Linked DNA regions of Homo sapiens: region 2 is linked to region 1. The links are chromatin loops, found by intact Hi-C in ENCODE. Cell type or tissue: OCI-LY7. All regions are shown on one strand. Each heading gives the region's core, and the rest is flanking DNA. Links, peaks and the distances in the headings are about the cores only.

The links. Peaks named below come from ENCODE experiments on the same cell type or tissue, not always from the same donor. Only the 100,000 strongest peaks of a DNase experiment are listed, where the experiment ranks them.
Region 2: it touches region 1 in a loop (4-fold over the local background); 8 of 110 quality-filtered maps call a loop at or near these places.

The regions. Positions count from the first base shown.
Region 1 is chrX:46,686,852-46,697,308 of GRCh38, reverse strand. The region is part of intron 1 of SLC9A7 (solute carrier family 9 member A7); the gene reads left to right. Among named protein-coding and RNA genes, the nearest start is that of SLC9A7, 67 kb to the left of the region's middle. In OCI-LY7, for the core only: no CTCF peak of the experiment used is centred there; a DNase peak (open chromatin) is centred at 3,958; H3K4me3 peaks cover 1,277 bases; H3K27ac peaks cover 1,915 bases.
Region 2 is chrX:46,747,983-46,758,439 of GRCh38, reverse strand. All of the region lies in intron 1 of SLC9A7 (solute carrier family 9 member A7), which reads left to right. Among named protein-coding and RNA genes, the nearest start is that of SLC9A7, 5.9 kb to the left of the region's middle. In OCI-LY7, for the core only: no CTCF peak of the experiment used is centred there; a DNase peak (open chromatin) is centred at 3,619; H3K4me3 peaks cover 1,793 bases; H3K27ac peaks cover 1,855 bases.

The DNA.
Region 1 (10,457 bases), core at 2,581-5,080:
AAAAGCTACTTTGTTAGCAATTTTTGATAATACAACACATTTTATTAACTATAGTTATGTTGTCCAATAGATCTCTTGAACTTATTCCTCCTAACTGAAACTTTGTATCCTTTGACCACTTTCAAAATTGTATTCAGTTTTTGTAATGTAGCATTTTATGTGTCTTAATAAAAGTCACCTTCTTATCCCAAATTGCTTCAGCTAGGAACCTGGTAGTCATCATTAATTCCTCCCTGTTTATGATCTCCCACAGTCACTCCATCGACACGACCAGTTAGGAGGTTACTGAAGAAGTCCAGGCGAAAGACGGTTGGGGTGGATTGGCACATTGGCCATGACCAGTCCTGGGACTCTGGAGCCAGACAACCTGGGATTGAATCTCAGGTCCTTCGTTTGCATGTGACCTATGTGTAACCTTGGGCAAAGTCCTGTTTCTCTTTCTGCCTTGGTTTCTTCAGCAATGTAATAGGAATAGTCATAGTACCTTACTCAAGGGATTGTTGTCAGTATTAACTCAGTTAATATGCCTAAGATGCTTAGAACAGTGTCTGGCACATGGTGCTAGCAGTCACTATTGTTTTTGTTTATCTGCTCTTTCAGATTGTAAACTCCATGACAGCAGAATATATGTTTCACTACCATATGTCCAGTTTCTACCATAGGGCCTGACACATAGTGGGTACCCAAATATTTTTTGAATGCATGCACGAATGAAGAAATATTAATTCATCAATATATAAATAAATAAGGAAGGAAGGAAGAAAACAGTGATTGTGAGCTATGTTTAGTAAGCAAAACCAGGATTATGATATCTAATCACTTTCACAGGATAGAATTATTGATTTATTTTTTGGTTGCTCCTAAGCACCTGGTTGGTAGAAGCTTTCATGTATTGTAACGCTAAACCTGTAATTTTTCAGGGCTGGGGAGTGGGAAGGGGGTTTTCATTTAAGGACGTCTGTGCTTTAAGAATATTTTAGGTTTGTGGTCCAGCTGACGTTTTCTTTATTTTAAAGTTGGAGAGGCTGGGCGCAGTCGCTCACGTCTGTAATCCCAGCACTTTGGGAGGCTGAGGCAGGCAGATCACCTGAGGCCAGGAGTTCAAGACCACCCTGGCCAACTTGGAGAAACCCTGTCTCTACTAAAAATACAAAAATTAGCCGGCCGTGGTGGCGGGCGCCTGTAATCCCAACTACTCAGGAGGCTGAGGCAGGAGGATCGCTTGAACCCAGGAGGTGGAGGTTTCAGTGAGCCGAGATTGCGCCACTGTACTCCAGCTTGGGCAAGAGAGTGAGACTCTGTCTATAAATAAATAAATAAATAAATAAATAAGTAAAAATATAAAGTTGGAGAAATGAGATTCAAAGAAATTTTTCTAAAGTCAGAAATGTTTTCTCATGTCCAAAGTGGGATACCAACTCTTGTTATATATTTCATTGTGGGTACTCTTAATATATAGGTTTGAGTGTAGTTCAGCCTCTATCTGATTGCCAGCGAGCAAATATGTTTTGAGTACCTAGTATGCCAGGCACTTCCATGTGCTAAGGATACAGAGGGGAATTCAACAGATCCCCCACACCCCACCTTCCATGGAGCTGACAGTTGGACCAGCTAGGCAGACCAACTGTCCAGATGTTTATAACAAAGTGTGGCATGTTTACAAAAGAGGAAGCACATAGTGCAGTGGGACTACAAAGCCTTGGAACCTAGCCTAGCTTAGGGAGTCAGGGAGGGCCTCTTGGAGGAGGTGGCATTTAGGCTGTGTTTCCCATTGGAAAAAATAATAGTAAAGTTGCATTTAGATATACCACCTATATAGTTAACCTGCTATCACTTCCTGAGAGTCATTGTATATTCCCCTCTGTTTCTTCCAGGGTCCTGAAGGATTTACGTTTGTGTTACATATTTGATCTGCATATAGGTATTCATGCGTGTAGCCCTTGCACTACAGAATATATTGTCTGCTGGTCTTACATCAGTTCAGTTCTCACTTTGAGAGATACTTATTGGAAAAGTATGGAACACTAGTACTGGAAAAGGATCGCACATGCGATCTCTAGATTCATTTTCTCATTTGCTCTTTTTTTAAAAAAAAACTTTATTGACATATAATTTACATATCATAAAATGCACTCATGTATACAATTTCAGTGATTTTTGGTAAAATCACAAAGTTGTGTGACCATGATAATTCAGTTTCAGAATATCTTAATCATCCCAATAGGATCCTTCATGCCTTAGCCCCTGGCCACCATGAATCTACTTTCCATCTCTGTAGATATACCTGTCCTAGACACTTCATAGAAATGGAATTATACAATATGTGGCATTTTTGTGACTGGCTTTCACTGAGCATGTATGCTTAGTGTAATATCTTTTAGGTTCATCCATGTTGTAGCATGTATCAAGTTCGTTCCTTTTTCTACTGTATGGATAGACCACATTTTGTTTATCCATTCATCAGTTGATGGACATTTGAGTTGTTTTCATTTTTTTGCTGTTATGAATAATGCTAGTATGAACATTTGTCTGCAAATCTTTGTGTGGACATCTGTTTTCAATTCTAGTCTAGGGTAGAGTGTAAATTGCTGAGTTGTATGGTAAGTTTGTTTTTAACTTTTTAAGAAACTGCAAACTGTTTTCCAAAGTGGCTGCACAATTATACATTCCCACCAGCAGCGTATGAGGGTTAGGTTTGCCACATGCTCTCCAACATATGTTAGTATCTGTATTTCTGATAATTGCCATTCTAGTGGGCATGAAATGGTATTTCATTATGGTTTTAATCTGCATTTCCTGAATGATCTATAATGTTGACCATCTTTTCGTGTGCTTATTAGTCATTCATAATTTCTTTTGGTGAAATGTCTATTCTAATCTTTTGCCCATTTTAAAATTGAATTATCTTATTATGGAGTTATATATTTATATATCCTAGATACAAGTTCTTTATCAAATATGTGTCTGCAGTTTTTTCCTCGTCATTTTCTTAATAATGTCTTTTTTTCTCTCTTTTTTTAAGAGACAGGTTCTTGCTCTGTCACACAGGCTGGAGTGCAGTGGTGTGATCATAGCTCATTGTAACCTCAAACTTCTGGGCTCAAGTGGTCCTCCCACCTCAGTCTTCTTTTTTTTTAATTTTGACTTTTATTTTAGATACAGAAGATACATGTGTAGGTTTGTTACATGAGTATATTGCACCCAGGTAGTGAGCATAGTACACAATAGGTAGTTTTTCAACCCACTCCCCATCTTTCCACCCAAGTAGTCCATCATATCTATTATTCTCATGTTTATGTCTGTATGTGTTCAGCATTTATTTCCCACTTATAAGTGGGAAAATGTGGTATTTGTTTTTCTGTTCCTGCCTTAATTCGCTTAGGATAATGGCCTCCAGCTCCATCCACGTTGCAATTTTTTTGTAGAGATGAGGTCTCACTGTGTTGCCCAGGCTGGTCTTGAACTCCTGGCCTCAAGTGATCCTCCCACCTTGGCTTCCCAAATAATGTCTTTTGAAGCACAAAAGTTTTGAATTTTGATAAAATTTAAATTATCAATTTTTTATTTTATTGTTTGTGCTTTTCATATCATATCAGTGAAAAATTTACCTAACCTAGGAACTCACAGATTTTTTCCCCTAGGCTTTTTTTTTCCTAAAGGTTGTATAATTTTAACCTCATAGATTTAGGTCTTTGACCCATTTTGAACTAATTTTTATATATATAGTATTAATTTTTATATATAGTAGGAGGTCAGAGTCTAAGTTCATCTTTATGCATGTAGATATCCAATTGTCCCAGCACCATTTGTTGAAAAGATTGTCCTTTCCTCAATTGAATTGCATTGTCATCTTTATCGAAAATCAATTAACCATAAACACACCATTTTATTTTTGGACTCTCAGTTTTGCTCCATTGAGCTATGTGTCTATCCTTATACCACTACCACACTATCTTTGTAGTGAGTTTTGAAATGTGGAAGTGAAATTCACCCAGCTTTGTTATTTTTCAAGGTAATTTGCGATCTTCTGGTGGTTTTGCATTTCCATGTATGTTTTAGGCTCAGCTTGTCAATTTCTGCCAAAAAATTTGCTGGAATTTTGATAGGAATTGCATTAAGTCTGTAGAGCAATATGGGGAGCATTGTCATGTTAGCTATATTGAGTCTTCTAATTTATGAATATGGGATGTTTCTCCATTTATTTGGGTCATTTCATTTTTCTCAGCAGTGTTTTGTAATTTTCAGTGTATAAATCTTACATTTTGGTCATTCATTTTTCACAGAACGAGTATTTGTACAATTTGGATTTTTTCATACAACTGGCACTTAGAAAATTCTGGTGAGGTGGGAATCCAGAGCTTGGAGAAGTATGGCTTCTCAGTGGTCATAATAAAAGGGGCCTGAGACCAGTGGGCAGAAGCTACAGGGAGACAAACTTTGACTCTGTTTAGAGAGCCAGTGTTGTCCTGCTGCAAAAAGGATAGACCTGGAAGATGGTGAGCCCCCTCACTGTCTGTATTTAAACAAGAGCTGTATAATATCATGGTAAGAAGCTTAGAGACCATTCGTTCTCATTTCTGAGCATGCATTGAAATCAGATATGGAACTTCTTTAAATCAAAATACCTCAAACACCCCCTAAACCTACAGGATGAGAAGTTACAGGAGAGACTCTAGACACCTGTACTTTAATTGGTTCCCCAAGATGACTCTGAATACCACAGTATAAGACCTGTCTGCTGTTGAACAGAGTGTTTTATAAATGTGATGGATAATTGGACTTGTATTGTCCCTTCCAACATTGGCATTTTGTAGTGGCATGAGATCTGGATAAAATGAGTGTGGGGCAACTGTAGACATGCCTTAGGTATGTAGGAAACACAAGCAGAGGGATTTTCCTTGGACAAGCAGGCAGGACCTGTGGTTCTGTTTGTGGTGGGCTTCATATCTCATTCGGATGGTTCAGTGCCAATGCTGAATCTCAAGCAATTCTGAAAAAAATCTTCCTAATGGTGCCATGCAGGTCATCTGATTTTAAGTGACCTGAATGCATTAGAGAAATTGAGCAATAAAATCAGTGGCTTGTGTCTCACACTTCAGGTTTAGCCCATTATATGGCAGATACTTATTTCCCATTTTAATGGGAATTTTTAATAGTAAGGTTGCTAGCTCCATGAAACCTGTCTTCCTTGCAGTCTTTTAATTCTTATTAAAAGAAAACTGATAGAGTAAGGTTGCTTACTTTTTGGCCTGTTTACCAATCTACAGTGCCACAAAGATTGATGATGATACATTATATGATGATACTGTTTTATTACTATCATTATGTGTTTTGCTAAATCCCTGGGAGAGTCTTCTAAATAAATCAGCATTTATACAAGGACAATTATGCCTACCCTTGAAATTTTCCTCTGGTGAAAACCCTATATAACTGTAAAATTGCTGTAGAAGTGCTCATTTTACAGGCACCTGGGAAGCTGCTAGAGGGACAAATAAGGAAGTTATGGTGTCCTGTGCCTTTGCTGGACAGGACAACTTCAAAAACAGTGAGTTCTGTAGCTACTTTTCTAGAGATATTTTTTCTATTTTGCTCCAGCCCACATATCACTTGTCTTCCTAACCTCCATCCCCAATATGCACTATTTTTATAGCAAGAGATGATGCAAAGGAAAATAACTAATTCTAAAGGGCTCATAAAAAGCAGCATTTGTACAGCTTTTGACAGTTTATAAAGGGTTTTGACATATGCATGTTCTCACTACATTCTTACAACAGCCCAATTTTAGAAATGAGCAGCAGAGAGGTACTTTGTGCTGGATTGTAGCTAGGTGGAAAGTGAAGTTACCTACCCAGGTCTTCTGTCACTGAATCTACCAAATTCTTCTCCATTATGCTTCCTCATTACTACCAGACAAAATAAATATATCAGGAAAAGTTGGTAAATAGCAACAAATAATGCCTTAGAATTAATTTGCTACAATATACAAAAGCAAACATTTTCAGTAAATTTTTGCTTCTTATACATTTATAAAACATGGCAAGATAACAAGCATGTAGGAATTCTGTTATTCATGCTCATGGGAGGACTTCTGGAATGACTGTGTGAGAGCTCAATAAATCTTCTTCCCAAAACACAGCAATAAAATTGGACAAAGTTGTCAAAAATAACTATTTAGTCTCTGTAAATTGATGAAAGGTCAATTAAATTGAGGAACATTTATTAAAGAAAATCTACTGAATCTTGGTAAGAATAGTAGGTGTCTATGGCATTTAAGATTGCTCCCATCCCTGCCAGATCCATGTTCTGGATGATTTATCACAGGCAGGTGGAATAGACTGCAGTGACCACCAGCTCCCATTTCTCCCACCAGCTCCAGAAATAAACCATTGTGTTTATGGTCAGTTGATTTTCAGCAAAGGTACCAAGAGAATTCACTGGAGAAAAGACCGTATTTTTAACAAATGGTGCTGGAGCAATTAGATACCCGTATGCAAAAGGATGAATTTGGACCTTAACCTGACACCATACACACTAAGTTAACTCAGATTGTATCAGAGATCTAAATGTAAGCATCAAGGCTATAAAACACTTAAAAACATAAGAAATATTCATAACTTTGGGTTAGACAAGTGTTTTTTAGATATGATACCAGAGCCACAAGCAATAAAATAAAATGGATAAATTAGATTTAATCTATCAGAGTAAAAAAATTTTGCTCTGCCAAAGACAATGTCAAGAGGCTGGAAAGACAAGCTACAGTCTGGTAGAAAATATTTGCAAATCATATATCTGACAAAGGACTTGTATCTAGAATATATAAGGAACCCAAAATGTATAAGGGAACCCAGAATATATAAGGAACCCATAAGAAAACAACCCAGTTTTTAAAATGGGCAAATAACTTGAAGAAACATTTCTCTGAAGAGGGTATTAGGATTGCCAATAAGTACACAAAAAGATATTCAACATCATTAGCCATTAGGGAAATGCAAATTTAAAGTATGGTGAAATACCACTACACACCTATTACAATAGAATGGCTAAAATGAGAGATATTGGCAATACCAAATGTGGATGAGGATGTGGAGCAACTAGAACCCTCATATGATGCTGTAGGGGACAGTGGTTAAAAAATGGTATAGTTGGGCATTTGGGTTGGTTCCAAGTCTTTGCTATTGTAAATAGTGCTGCAGTAAACATACGTGTGCATGTGTCCTTATGGTAGAATGATTTATAATCCTTTGGGTATATACCCAGTAATGGGATTGCTGGGTCAAATGGTATTTCTTTGATAGAATGGATAAAGAAAATGTGGCACATATATACAATGGAATACTATGCAGCTATAAAAAAGAATGAGTTCATGTCCTTTGCAAGGACATGGATGAAGCTGGAAGCCATCATTCTCAGCAGACTAACACAGGAACAGAAAACCAAATACCGCATGTTCTCATTCGTAAGTGGGAGTTGAACAATGAGAACACATGGACAGAAGGAGGGGAACATCACACACCAGGGCCTGTCAGGGGGTAGGGGGAAAGGGGAGGGAGAGCATTAAGACAAATATCTAATGCATGCGGGGCTTAACACCTAGATGATGTGTTGATAGGTGCAGCAAGCCACCATGGCACATGTATACCTATGTAACAAACCTGCACGTTCTGCACATGTATCCCAGAACTTAAACAAAAAAAAAAAGAACTGAAAAAAAAAAAAGGCATAATTACTTTGAGAAATGGCTTGCAGTTTCTCATAAAGTTAAAGATATGCTGCACATATGACCGAGCAGTCCCACTCTGGGTATTTACCTTAGAGAAATGAAAACATGTTCATATAAAAACTTGTTCATGGGTGTTCATGGCAGCTTTATTTGTGCCAGCCAAAAGCTGGAAAGAAGCCAGATATCCCTCAGTAGGTGAGTGTTTATACAATGGAATACAACTTAGCAGTAAAATGAGATGAAGTGTTAATTCACACAATACTTGGATGAACCTCAAAGGTGTTACGCTGAGTGAGAGAAGCCAGTCTCAAAAGGTTACATACTGCATGGTTCCATGTATTTAACCTTGCAAAGACAAAACTGTATTAATGGAAAAAACAAAACAAAACAAAACAAAACAAAAAGCAGTGGTTGCTGGGGTTAATATGTAGGATGAAGGTATCAGTGTGAAGAGATAGTACAAGAGAGTTTTGGGGGAGTGGTAGAACTATTTGGTATCCTTGTTGCAGTGGTGCTTACATGAATCTATATGTGTGTTAAAATTCATAGAACTGTACACCAAAAGAAAAAATAATTCATTGTATAACAATAAAGCAAAAAAAAAATTTTAAGACAACATCAGAGAAATTTTAAAAAAGAAAGGAAAAATATAGGTCATAGATTTGGGGAAAATATTTTCAAATTGTATTTTCAATAAGGGACTTCTATCCAGAAAACAAAAAGTTTGGGTTTTTTTTTTACCATTCAATAAGAGAACCTGAGTTAAAATATGGCAAGAGATTTGAATGACGAGACATTTCACCAAAGAAGATATACAATGGCCTATAAGCACATAAAAAGATGCTCAGCATCTTTAGGCATTAGGGAAATGCACATTAAAACTACAATGAGATACCTCTGAACATTCTCTAAAACAGGTATGATCATAAGACAATAACAAGTGCTGCTGTGCCTGTAAACAAACTATAACTCTTTTTTTTTTTTTTTTTTTGAGGCGGAGTTTCGCTCTTGTTGCCCAGGCTAGAGTGCAATGGCACGATCTTGGCTCACCGTAACCTCCACCTCCCAGGTTCAAGCGATTCTCCTGCCTCAGCCTCCTGAGTAGCTAGGATTACAGGCATGTGCCACAACGTCCAGCTAATTTTGTATTTTTAGTAGAGATGGGGTTTCTCCATGTTGGTCAGGCTGGTCTCGAGCTCCTGATCTCAGGTGATCTGCCCGCCTCGGCCTCCCAAAGTGCTGGGATTACAGGTGTGAGCCACTGCGCCCGGCCAACAAACTGTAACTCTCATGTGTTGCTGGCGAGAATGTAAAACAATACATTTTTCCCAATGTAGTTTGGCAGTTTCTAAAATATTAAACATAGATTTATCATATGACACAGCAGTTCCACTCCTAGGTATCTACTCTAGGGAAATGAAAACATGTCCACAGACTTGTATGCAAATGTTCATAGCAGCGTTATTCACATTAACAAAAAAGGGAAACAACTCAAATATTTATTGATTAGTTAATGGACAAATAAAATATGATACACTGGTACAGTGGAATACTATTTGGCAATAAAAAGGAATGAAGTACTGATACATGCCTCCAACATAGATAAACCTTGAAAACATACTAAGTGAAAGAAGCCAGACACAAGAGGCTACATATTGTATGACACCATTTATATTAAAAGTCCAGAAACGGCAAATCTATAGTACAGAAGGTAGATTAGTAGTTGCCTGGGAATTGGAGTAGGAAGCAGGAAGTGACTGCAGATGGAAATGTTTCAAAATCAGATTGCAGTGATGATTGTGCAACTCTGTGAATATACTAAAAATCATTGAATAGTATACTCTAAAATGGGTGAATCTTATGGTATGTAAATTGTACCTTAATAAAATTGCTTTTTAGTTTCACCACATATTCAAAACAAGGAACAAAAATATTTTGAATGAATTCTCCTTGAAACTAATATATCAACGAATAACACAGCTGCATAAGTAGCAGAACAAGTAGAACAAGGTATTGAAAGGGCTGTAATATTCACTCTCAAAATCCAAGTCATGTAAATTACCCCCAAACCTGAAAAGTCATTGTCAACTGCTGGAATCCATTGGATTCTCTTTATTCATTGAATTAGAAATAGTTATCACCATCTTCAAACACTGTGTAACTGGATGCAAAATGAGATACTTTCTTTTCTTGGAATTTCAGATGAAGCTTTAAAACTCATAACAACCCCTACTGTGCTGTAAAAAACTCCACAGTGGTGGCCACACTGATCAGGTGATCACCTACCCTCAGTACCTTACATAAGAAAAAATGAGGTCTCACTAAAGAACAGTGCACCCACGTACCTGTTCTCCTCCGTAACAAAGGCTTATTAACATAGACATTTAAATATTGTAGCTGATGGATGGCTGTCTAGAATTAAACCTCACCATGTCCACTTGTTCAGCTCTCCTCCCAACAGCCTCAGCCACAAAAGGAAAACTGGCACCAGACCAATGGGAGCTGGTTTCTTTAATGAACCCGTGGGATTTTTAAACCACACGTTGCTCTCATGATTATATTCCTTCATCATACTACCAAGTTTTGGATAAGCACATACATAAACTATATATATGCAAGTACAGTTGTGAAGTGAGTTTTTTTCCTATCCACAAGTTGAAACAGTCTCGAATTTTTGCCCCTTTGGAGTTTACCATCTTGTTTTAAGCCACATCAAATGTCAAAGGAATTTCATCCA
Region 2 (10,457 bases), core at 2,532-5,031, 61 kb before region 1:
GTTCGGTCTCTGTTGCAAACCTCTTACCCACCACCTCCCGCTCCAGTTGAGCTCGATAGGGTGTGTGTGCCTGCGTGGTGGCTGGAGGTGGGTGGCTTCCCAGGTGACTGCATCACCTCAGGGGACAGGCCACAGTAGGGAGTGGGGACGAAGTCTGAAAGTGTCTTTGCTTGGGTATGGGTTAGTGGGGCCTCTTGGACGCCACATCCATGGTCAGCCTGGGTGGGTACCCACTCCTGAGGTCCACATTCCCAGGTCTCTTAATGATAAAGTCAGAGCATGAAGTGTGGTGAAAGGTGAGCAGTGGTCCAGGACCCAGAGTGGGTGGCACCACCATGTCAGGCCTGGACGAGGAGACAGGCACGCCTCCTGCTCTTATGTCCCGAGTGGAAAGTTATACCCAGTTACTTGCTTTCTCAAACGAAGAGGAGCTTTTGTATTCCTAAGACGGTAACAGGGAGTGAGTTTGAGATACATTTCCGAATGTATGAAGGGGAAAAGTCGTGGTTTTAATTCCGGAGTCAGCCATCTTTTGTTGTTAGGGGTGGGCTGATGCTACCATCCTTTTCTAGATTTAATGGTACACAGTGTGTTACATGCACAGTGGTCAGTACAAATCTCCCTTTATTACATGGATGTCAGCCATAATCTGAGTCATCCCTCTTCCTCTTCTGTGCCCCCTGCCTCCCCCCTCGCCCTGCCCATGACTCCAAAGTGGAGTCAGGTATTCTCTTTTTGAATGTAATTCAGTGGTGTTAAAGCCCCTGAATTGGCATCCTCACACGAAATAGACGAGCCACTTCATGATTGTTCCCAACGGGGAAAATTTTATTTTATCACATATACTGAGGGATTTCTTTATTCAGTTTCCATCCAGGTGCCCTGATAGAGAATGGAAAGCAGAAACCTTAACCTTTAATGTGAAAATTACCCTTGGTTCTGGGCCTTGCTTCTCATGTTTCTTGATTAGTTGTTGACAGCCGGGGCTCATGGCCACCAGGCCCTCGCAGCCAAACCGTGTAAGGGGCAAGCGCTGTTAAGAGCCCTCCAGTTTTGATGAAGTAGTGACCTACACAGATCTTGAAACAGGACCAGGTCTAAAACCGAGTTTGGTGATTGCGAATTATAGGTCTCAACACAGACTTTGGCCTCCATCCCTGACCGTTGTTGAGCTCTGTGGTTTGTGTCAGTTGGTGATAAATGACTGATGCCAGGCCTGCAGGTAAGCTGGGAGGTTTCCTGAGAAGACAGACAGGGGGGAATTGAAGCACGTGGTCATTGCAGGTGATTGACTCCAAGCCATGATGCAAATGAAAATTGCCTTTATATAGATAACCGTGAAAATATTTTTATTTAATAGGCCCTAGACCCAGTTTCTTAAAGGACAATGTGAAATAGGAGGTAGATTTGTCAGATTCGTAAACACATGCTCAAGGGATGGAAAATAAATGGGGATTTGAAAATATATTTTCTGGAGAGTACTCCGTGTTCTGAGGAGTTCAATCACCTTTATCTTAAGGCTTAAAGACAACAGTGGAATTTTCCTTTGCTGATACGTACTTTTAAAACTCACCTCCATCTTTCAGCCATTTGGTTGTGCTACAGTGTACTGTTTTATTTTGTGAACAATCAAGTTACAAATCTAGTGTAACTGATGGCTGTTCAGAAAAGGCAATATCATCTCAGCATTCCTGTGTAATTTTGTTCTATATCTTTGAGTATTAGTGTTTCTTTAAATGTATAAAGAAATTTAGTTTGTCAATATGTGATGTCTCAGGTTATGCCAAATATTAATATTTTAAGGACTGTCTGTAATTGTGAGAAAACATTTCTTCTTTCTCTCAGGTATGTTTGGTCTTCTACTGCAAGGTCCCCCTAATCTGAATTCTAATGTCATGTGATTAGCTAATTATTCATAGTATACTGAAGACTATTGGGATGGGGATTTTAAACTGATCTTAAAATTCAGTTTGCAAATCTTTTAAAAAATTGTCTGCATTTAAGATGTACAACATGATGTTTTGATAAACACAATGAAATGATTACTACTGTCAAGCAAATCTTTGAACACAAGTAAATCCAGTAAAGATTTTTCAAGACTTCTCTTTTTTAATAGTAAAAAATAAAATTTGATTTCTCTATATCAATAGAGGAAGTGAGTAATTGTCCTCTTGGCTCTGAATAAGGAACGACAAAAAGACCTAAGGAAACATTTTTAAAGTATCCACTGTGTGCTGGGAACCCAACTTAATTTCTGGAGGCAAACAATTTAACTTTTAAATGTTTATGAATGAAAGAGTTCAACTGTGAATTTCAAAACTCTTTATTTTGAGAAAAAGTTTTAAAATGTAATTTCTGCCACCTTTTTGTGTTTAAGTGACACTTTAATCTGAGAAGAACAGCGTTTACATTTAAGATAAATTTATATATATATAAATTTATATATTTGTTGGTATAGTCGTAAAATATCTCTGGAAGGACATGCAATAGATGAGTAACATTGGTTTCCTTGGGGGAGAGGAACTAGATGGCTGTGAAATAGGAGTGGGAGGGAGAGGTCACCATATAACCTTGTATGCTTCTTGGTCTTGTAATAGCTTTTTTTTTTTTTTTTTTCCAAGACGGAGTCTCACTCTGTCGCCCAGGCTTGAATGCAGTAGCGCAATCTCGGCTCACTGCAAACTCCACCTCCCGGATTCAAGCAATTCTTCATCTCAGCCTCCTGAGTAGCTGGGATTACAGGCGCCCGCCACCATGCCCGGCTAAATTTTGTATTTTTAGTAGAGATTGGGTTTCACCATCTTGGCCAGGCTGGTCTTGAACTCCTGACCTCCACCCACCTCAGCCTCCCAAAGTGCTGGGATTACAGGTGTGAGCCACCGCACCCGGCTGTAATAGCATTTTAACGTGCTCCTCAAATCACTCAATTTGACGCCTACTTCTCCCTATTTAAATCACATTATGTTATCAATTTTCTTCATGACTTTTCAATTCTTAATTGTGCCCTTGGAGCTTTTCTGAGCCCTGTGTCTGGGATGGAGATAAAATGGGGAAAGGGGAAGAGATTTCTCTCTCTCTCTCCCTCCCTCCCTCCCTCTCTCACCCTCTCTTTCCCACTCGCTCTCTCCCTCTTTTTCCTTCCCTTTATTCCATTATCCTCAGAGAGTAGTCAATGTTACATTAGCAGTGATGTGCACAAATAGACCCCATAATAAGTGCTTGCTTGGATGCAGAGGACCTAAGGAAAATAAAAGACACACTGTGAATGCTTAACGTTTAAACAGAAAGGAACTCCCCCACCCACCAAAGGACACTTATAAGCATTCCTCCCTGACAGGCCAGGGCAGCTACAAGGGAAGGTAGCTACAGACCTAACTCCCCAGGAAGGTTGAAAGCAGCCCCCAGACCCCACCACTGGAGCTGCAAGGCAGCGGGGCCAGGCACTTGCCTGCCACCAGTCTAACCTGTTTTGTCAGGCCAGGGAGCTCCCAGCTGTCTGTCTCTGTTATGTGATTAAGTGCCATCCTAAAGTTACTGGGCCCTACATGTCTTTGCAGCAGAAATAGAAAGTGTTTAGGGCAGGGAAAGTTGGTATAAACAGACTGTGCCAGTTCATTGTGGTTCTCTCTCAGATGTACGGTAGTTCCACTTCCCCCATAATGTTTTTGTGACAACTGATATGGATCCAAAATAATCTGACTCTGCCATGCTAACCCACCACCTGCTTCTCGCTTCCTCCTCCTCCACCACCCCATCACCTTTCCAAAAATATGTTGATCAGCCCCTCTAGGTTCTATGGGTTGTGGGCTCACTGTTGCTGTGGTGGAGCTGGATTGCTAAGCACAGCCTGAGAGTGGGCTCATAGGCAGAGTCTGAAGGGGAAAAAGATGACTCTTTGCGGTAACATGAAATTAACATTTGAACCTGTAAGCAAACATTTTGGAACCATCTCCTTCCTGGTTAATCAGGAGTCCCCCCTTTTAAGAGCCCCTCACTTTGGCCCCAGTTGGGAGCAGCTTCTGTATGGTCTCACTTTGGTACCAGATAACCCTGGGTTCAAATGCTGGCCCTGTTGCTTATAAAACTGTATAGCATTGGATAAACTCTCTGAGCCTTAGCTTCCTCTTTTGGAAAATGGAGATTATGTTACCTCACAGAATTGCTGTGTTATTGAGATATTCTAAAGGGTCAAGTGCAGTGTCTGACACTTAAGCACTTGGTAAATATTAGTTCCCATTCTCATTTTAGGCTTTGTGATTCTTTGGCAGGCTTTACTACTTGAGGTTTGTTCAGTAGTGGACTGTTGTAATTTTAAAATGCATTAGGACACAGTTAGTGGAAGTGAGGAAAATTGTATATTTTGGGGTGAGCTTTTGGTTAATACCTAGAAAAAAATTTACAACACACCTACCCTTTTAAAATTTTATTTATTATTATTATTATTATTATTATTTGAGACAGAGTCTCACTCTGTCGCCCAGGCTGGAGTGCAGTGGTGCGATCTCTGCTCACTGCAAGCTCCGCCTCCTGGGTTCATGCCATTCTCCTGCCTCAGCCTCCAGAGTAGCTGGGACTACAGGCACCCGCCACCATGCCCGGCTAATTCCTTTTTGTATTTTTAGTAGAGACGGGGTTTCACCATGTTAGCCAGGATGGTCTCAGTCTCCTGACCTTGTGATCCGCCCGCCTCAGCCTCCCAAAATGCTGGGATTACAGGCATGAGCCACCGTGCCCGGCCCACACCTACTCTTTTATTCAGCATTTTCAATTCTTGGACTTTCAGAAATCTATCAGAAATACTTGTGCTAGCATGTTGCAATATATAGACAGCAATATTTGTTGCAGTGGACATAAGTTGCAGAACTCATCAGATGAGACTGGTTAAATTGTAGCACATTCCCATTAAGGAATACTATGCAGCGATAAAAAGAGGTGTTTTGAGATGTCCTTTTAAGGCTACTGTCCACACATAATGTTGTGGAAAAAAAGCAAGGCACAGAACATCATGTATAGTATTATTCTATTTGATCTTTCAATAACTATATACTGTATATACACAAACATGATGTATGTAATTTATATATGATATATGTGCTTTTATGGAAGGATATGCAAGCTTTATCCTTTGGGAGCAGGATGAGTTGTTGGGAGAGAGAGAGGGGAGGTGGTACTTTTCCTTTATATTATTCTAAATGGCCTGAACTTTCTTTAATACTGACACATTACTTTTGCAATTTAAACATTATTTAAAAATGAAGCAAATAACTTATGTAGCAAAAAAATGCTTTATAAACAGAAGATTGTACTATGTGGTTACATAGCATTTTCCTTGGATTGTCGAAATGTTCTTTGTAAAGCGGTCTCTGGATATAAAGAATACTTTTACTTATTATTTGAAAGTTATAAATGGAAGTAAAATGTTTGTATCTTAAAAAATAGAAAAATGACATTTACTAAAAGCATTTCTTAGAATATTAAAAAGTTAACCTTTGTGGAACGCTGTAATTAGAAAAATCACAATTTTTCAACCTCTAGTGATAGTTTATTTAGACAAGGGTTTTCAATGAATTCCAGAATCCTAGGTGAAAGGTTATTGGGGAACATGGTACTTGCAAAGTACTATCACCCCACAGGTTACTTGCCTGTTGCAAAGAAAAGAAGGTACCTTTACAGTGAAGAGGTCTGGCAGTCACCATCTTATAAGCAAGTCATCAAATGTATCCTTGCTCATTGTGGGACTATCTAGTATCATGGTATACAGGAAGTGTACAGCTTTACCTATGTAGTATCCTTCCTGTATGTGTTTAATCTGAATCAAATCAAGGACTTAGACACATCTTCCAGTTTCCAGGAAATGCAGAGGATAGAGAAACAAGTTATAAAACACCATGAGAAAACAATCAGATAAATCCAATATATGGGATGATCTGTAAGACAGTTGCCCCAGACTCTTCAAAAAGTCAACGTCAAAGGAAACAAAAAGGCAGGGTGAGTGTTCTAGATTAAGGGAGGTCAAAGAGACTAAATGTAGTACGAGAAACTTGATTGGCTCCTAGTTCATGAAAATGAATTATAAAAGATGTTTTGGGGATAGGTAGGGATATTTGAATGTAGACTGGGTATTAGATGATATTAAAGAATTACTATTATTTTTTGTAGGTGTGATAATTGAGGTTATGCAGGAGAATGTACTCATTCTTTGGAGATGCAAGCTGAAGTATTCAGGGGTAAAGTATATGAATCCTAACATATGCAACTTTCAAAAAGTTCAGTAAAAAAATATACATACCACCTATATAGAGAAAACAAATATTGCAGCCTACTAGCTAACTGTTAAATGTAGGTGCCTAGTGAAAGGGTATGCTTTATATACTCTTCTTTCAACTTTTCTGTATGTTTTGACATTGTCATTAAGATGAAAGATTGGAAAAGAAGTTAATCCCCCTCTTAGCTTGCAACCTATTAACTTCCCTGCCTGGAAGATTGTACAGGTGAGGCTGTACACATCCTGTCTGTTACTCTCATTAAACTCTTTCTAGCACTGATTAACACTGTTTGACATTAGTTTACCTGAGGTGAAGTTAGGCTTACGTGACTTGAGAATCAGTAACTTCTTTCTTCTTTTTTTTTGAGACAGGGTCTCACTGTGTCATGCAGGCTGGAGTACAGTGGTGTAATCCTAGCTCACTGTAGCCTGGACTTCCTGGGCTCAAGTGATCCTCCCACCTCAGCCTCCTGAGTAGCTGGGACTACAGGTGCTCACCACTACGCCTGGCTAATTTTTTGGTATTTTTTGTAGAGACAGGGTTTCGCCATGTTGCCCAGGCTGATTTCGAACTCCTGCGCTCAAGCCATCCACCTGCCTCGGCTTCCTAAAATGCTGAGATTACAGGCATGAGCTGCTGCACCTGGCCAGTAACTTCTTTTTCATTTTACTTTTTGTTTGATTCTTAAGTTCATGTATTTTTTAAATTGCCTCTGTTTAACATACAAGAGAATATGTGTTAGGAGAATTTTCTCTTTTAGTTAAAGCATGCTACCTGGCTTTTAATCAATATGGGTATTTATATTAGAGTAATACTAGATGTTAAAACAAACCAACCCCAAATTTCAGTGACTTAACATAGGAGAAATTTGTTTTTCACGCATGTAATGGACCAGTGCAAGGGACTGGCAGGTGGCTGTCTCTACGTTGTGATTCAGGGACCAGATGCCTTCCATCTTGTGGCTTCCCCATCCCATATGGCCTTGGAATCCTCCTCCTCCAGTTGATGAATGAAGCAAGGAAATGAAGATCATATGGGGAAGACTTATGTGCTAAGCCTGGAAATGTTCTGCATCACTTTGCCCACTTCTGTTGGACAGAACTTGGTTACAAGGCCACATCTAACTGGAAGGGAGCCAGGGAAACATAGTCTAGTTGGAAGAAGAGGAACAGGTTTGGAAAGCAGCTAGCCAATCTCTATTGCAGTATTTGATGAGTACTTTGTTATACATAATCCAGAAAAGAGAAGTAATAGGATTTGCATGTGATTTGTGTGTACCACAGTTTACATACAAATGTAAAGGACACTGAAGGACATCTTGGTTGCTTCCAAGTTTGGGCAATTATGAATAAGAATATTTAAGTTTTCACCCTTCAAAAACATTCACTATGTTGTTTCTAATAAAATAATAGTAGAAAAAAATAGTAACTGTTTATTGAGCACCTGTTAGAATAGTCTGTCACCGTGTTAAGTACTTTGCATACGTTAAGCCATTTAACCTTCACATCAAATGTATGAAGATCAGGCTGGGTGTGGTGGCTCATGCCTGTAATTCTAGCACTTTGGGAGGCCGAAGCGGGAGGATTGCTTGAGCCCAGGAGTTGAAGACCAGCCTGGGCAACGTGGCAAAACCCTGTCTCTATTAAAAATATAAAAATTAGCTGGGCATGGTGGCATGTCCCTGTAGTCTCAGCTACTTGGGAGGCTGAGGCTGATGGAGGATTGCTTGAGCCTGGGAGGTCAAGGCTGCAGTGAGCTGTCATTGCAGCAATGCACTCCAGTTTGGGCAACAGAGTGAGACCCTGTCTCCAAAAAATAAAAATGTTTGAAGATCCTAATATTGGTCCCATTTTCCCAGGTAAAGAAATTGAAACCTAGGTCAAGTACCTCCTTTGTTTAAGGTCACATGTTTGAAATTGGGAAATTGGGATCTATTAAAGGATGAACTCAATATAGCTGAGGATGTATTTGGCCAGGATAGAGCAGAACCTGAATCCCGCCCATTACCACTTCCTAGGAGGTCTCTGAGGGAAATCTATGCCCAGAGTAGAAAACAAAGCAAAGTTGACCCTTTTTTTTTCTTTTTTCTTTTTGAGACAGAGTCTTGCTCTGTCCCCCAGGCTGGAGTGTAGTGGCACGGTCTCTGCTCATTGCAACCTCCGCCTCCTGGGTTCAAGCGATTCTCCTACCTCAGCCTCCCGACTAGCTGGGATTACAGGCATGCTCCACCACGCCTGGCTAATTTTTGTACTTTTAGTAGAGACGGGGTTTCACGATGTTGGCCAGGCTGGTCTCAAACTCCTGACCTCAAGTGATCTGCCCACCTCGGCCTCCCAAAGTGCTGGGATTACAGGTGTGACTACTGTGCCTGACCCAAAGTTGACTCTTTTATGTTAGCTAGGACTTTTGCTCTCAAGCTCCAGTGTAGAACAGTGAGGAATGAGGCAGGATGACAAGGAAAACTTAGTTTTCCTGTGCTAGATCAGCCTGGGGGCCTTGGATCCAAGTAGGAGCAAAATGCCTGCTCCTTTCAGCCCAAAGGTCACACTCCAGGTGTTATTCCATTGATATGACAGAAGGCTACCAGTGTTTTAGGGGAAAAAATGTTAAGAGCTGTTCAGAGTGGCAGCACCAGGCCTTCGTACATGAGAGTAGTTGCTTGAAAGCATTCTCATCTCTAGACCTCACTATCAGAGAGGTGGGGAGGCGGATAGGGTTGGGTCTGTGCAGCTCTCATGTCTCTCCACTCTATGCTAGTTGTGATGGGCATATCAGAATCTTCTGGAGAGCTTTTCCAAAATGCATTAGAATGTAAGCCCTGGGCAGACAGAGATATCTATCTTTTGTTTGTGCTGTCTCCCCAGACCCTAGAACAGTGCCTGACACCTAGTAGATGCTCCAGAAGTGTTTGTTTAGTGCATTCTATTTTGTCTATCAAAAAATAAGATGCTATAACGCTACCTAGCATTAAAGGTCCTTCCTTCAAGTTCTTCCCTCCCCTCCTCCTTCAAGTTCTTATGCCTCAGCTTCACACTGACAGTGAAGTTTCTGAGAAGGAAACCTTTGTGTGTGAAAACATTTGCCTGAATTGCAGCAGACTGTTTAAGGAAGGAGGATGAAGGAATAAATGAGTACACAAATAATGTGTGTTTGCAGAAAAGTATGTGTTTGGCTGATAAGTCACGTGGTAGTTGTTTATTTTTTTTTTGGTAAAATATACATAACATAAAACTTGCCGTTTTATCCATTTTTAACTGTATAATTTAATAACATTTATAATATTCACAAAGTTTTATGGCCATCTCCACTATTTCCAAAGATTTTTTATTGCCCCAAACAGAAACTCTTCCAGTTAAGTAGTAACTCCCCATCCACCCTTCCTTCTAGCCCCTAATAGTCTCTAATCTACCTTCTGACTTTATGAATTTGCCTATTCTAGATCATTCATATAAGTGAATTCATATAATATTTGTCTTTTGTGTCTGGCTTATTTCATTTGGCATAATGTTTTCAAGGTTCATCCATGTTGTATAGCCCATATATGAACTTCATTCCTTTCTGTGGCTGAATAATACTGCAGTGTGTGTGTGTGTGTGTGTGTGTGTGTACACGCACACACACACACACACTCCACATTTATCTGTTCATCAGTTGGTGGACACTCGGGTTATTTCCACCTTTTGAATAATGCTACTATGAACACTCACATAGAGGTATGTGTTAGAGTCCCTGTTTTGTTTTCCTTCCTTCTGTCTGTCCTTCCTTCCTTCCTTCCTTCCTTCCTTCCTTCCTTCCTTCCTTCCTTCCTTTCTTTCTTTTTTTTTTTTTTGACAGAGTTTCACTCTTGTTGCCCAGGCCGGAGTGCAATGGCGCAATCTCGGCTCACTGCAACTTCTGCCTCCCAGGTTCAAGCAGTTCTCCTGCCTCATCCTCCCAAGTAGCTGGGATTACAGGCATGTGCCACCACGCCCAGCTAATTTTGTATTTTTAGTAGAGATGGGGTTTCATCATGTTAGTCAGGCTGGTCTCGAACTCCTGACTTCAGGTGATTCACCCACCTCGGCCTCCCAAAGTGCTGGGATTACAGGCATGAGCCACTGTACCTGGCCATTTGTTTTCATTCCTTTTGGCTGTATACCTAGGAGTGGAATTGCTAGGTCATATGGTAATTCTATGTTTGACTTTTTGAGG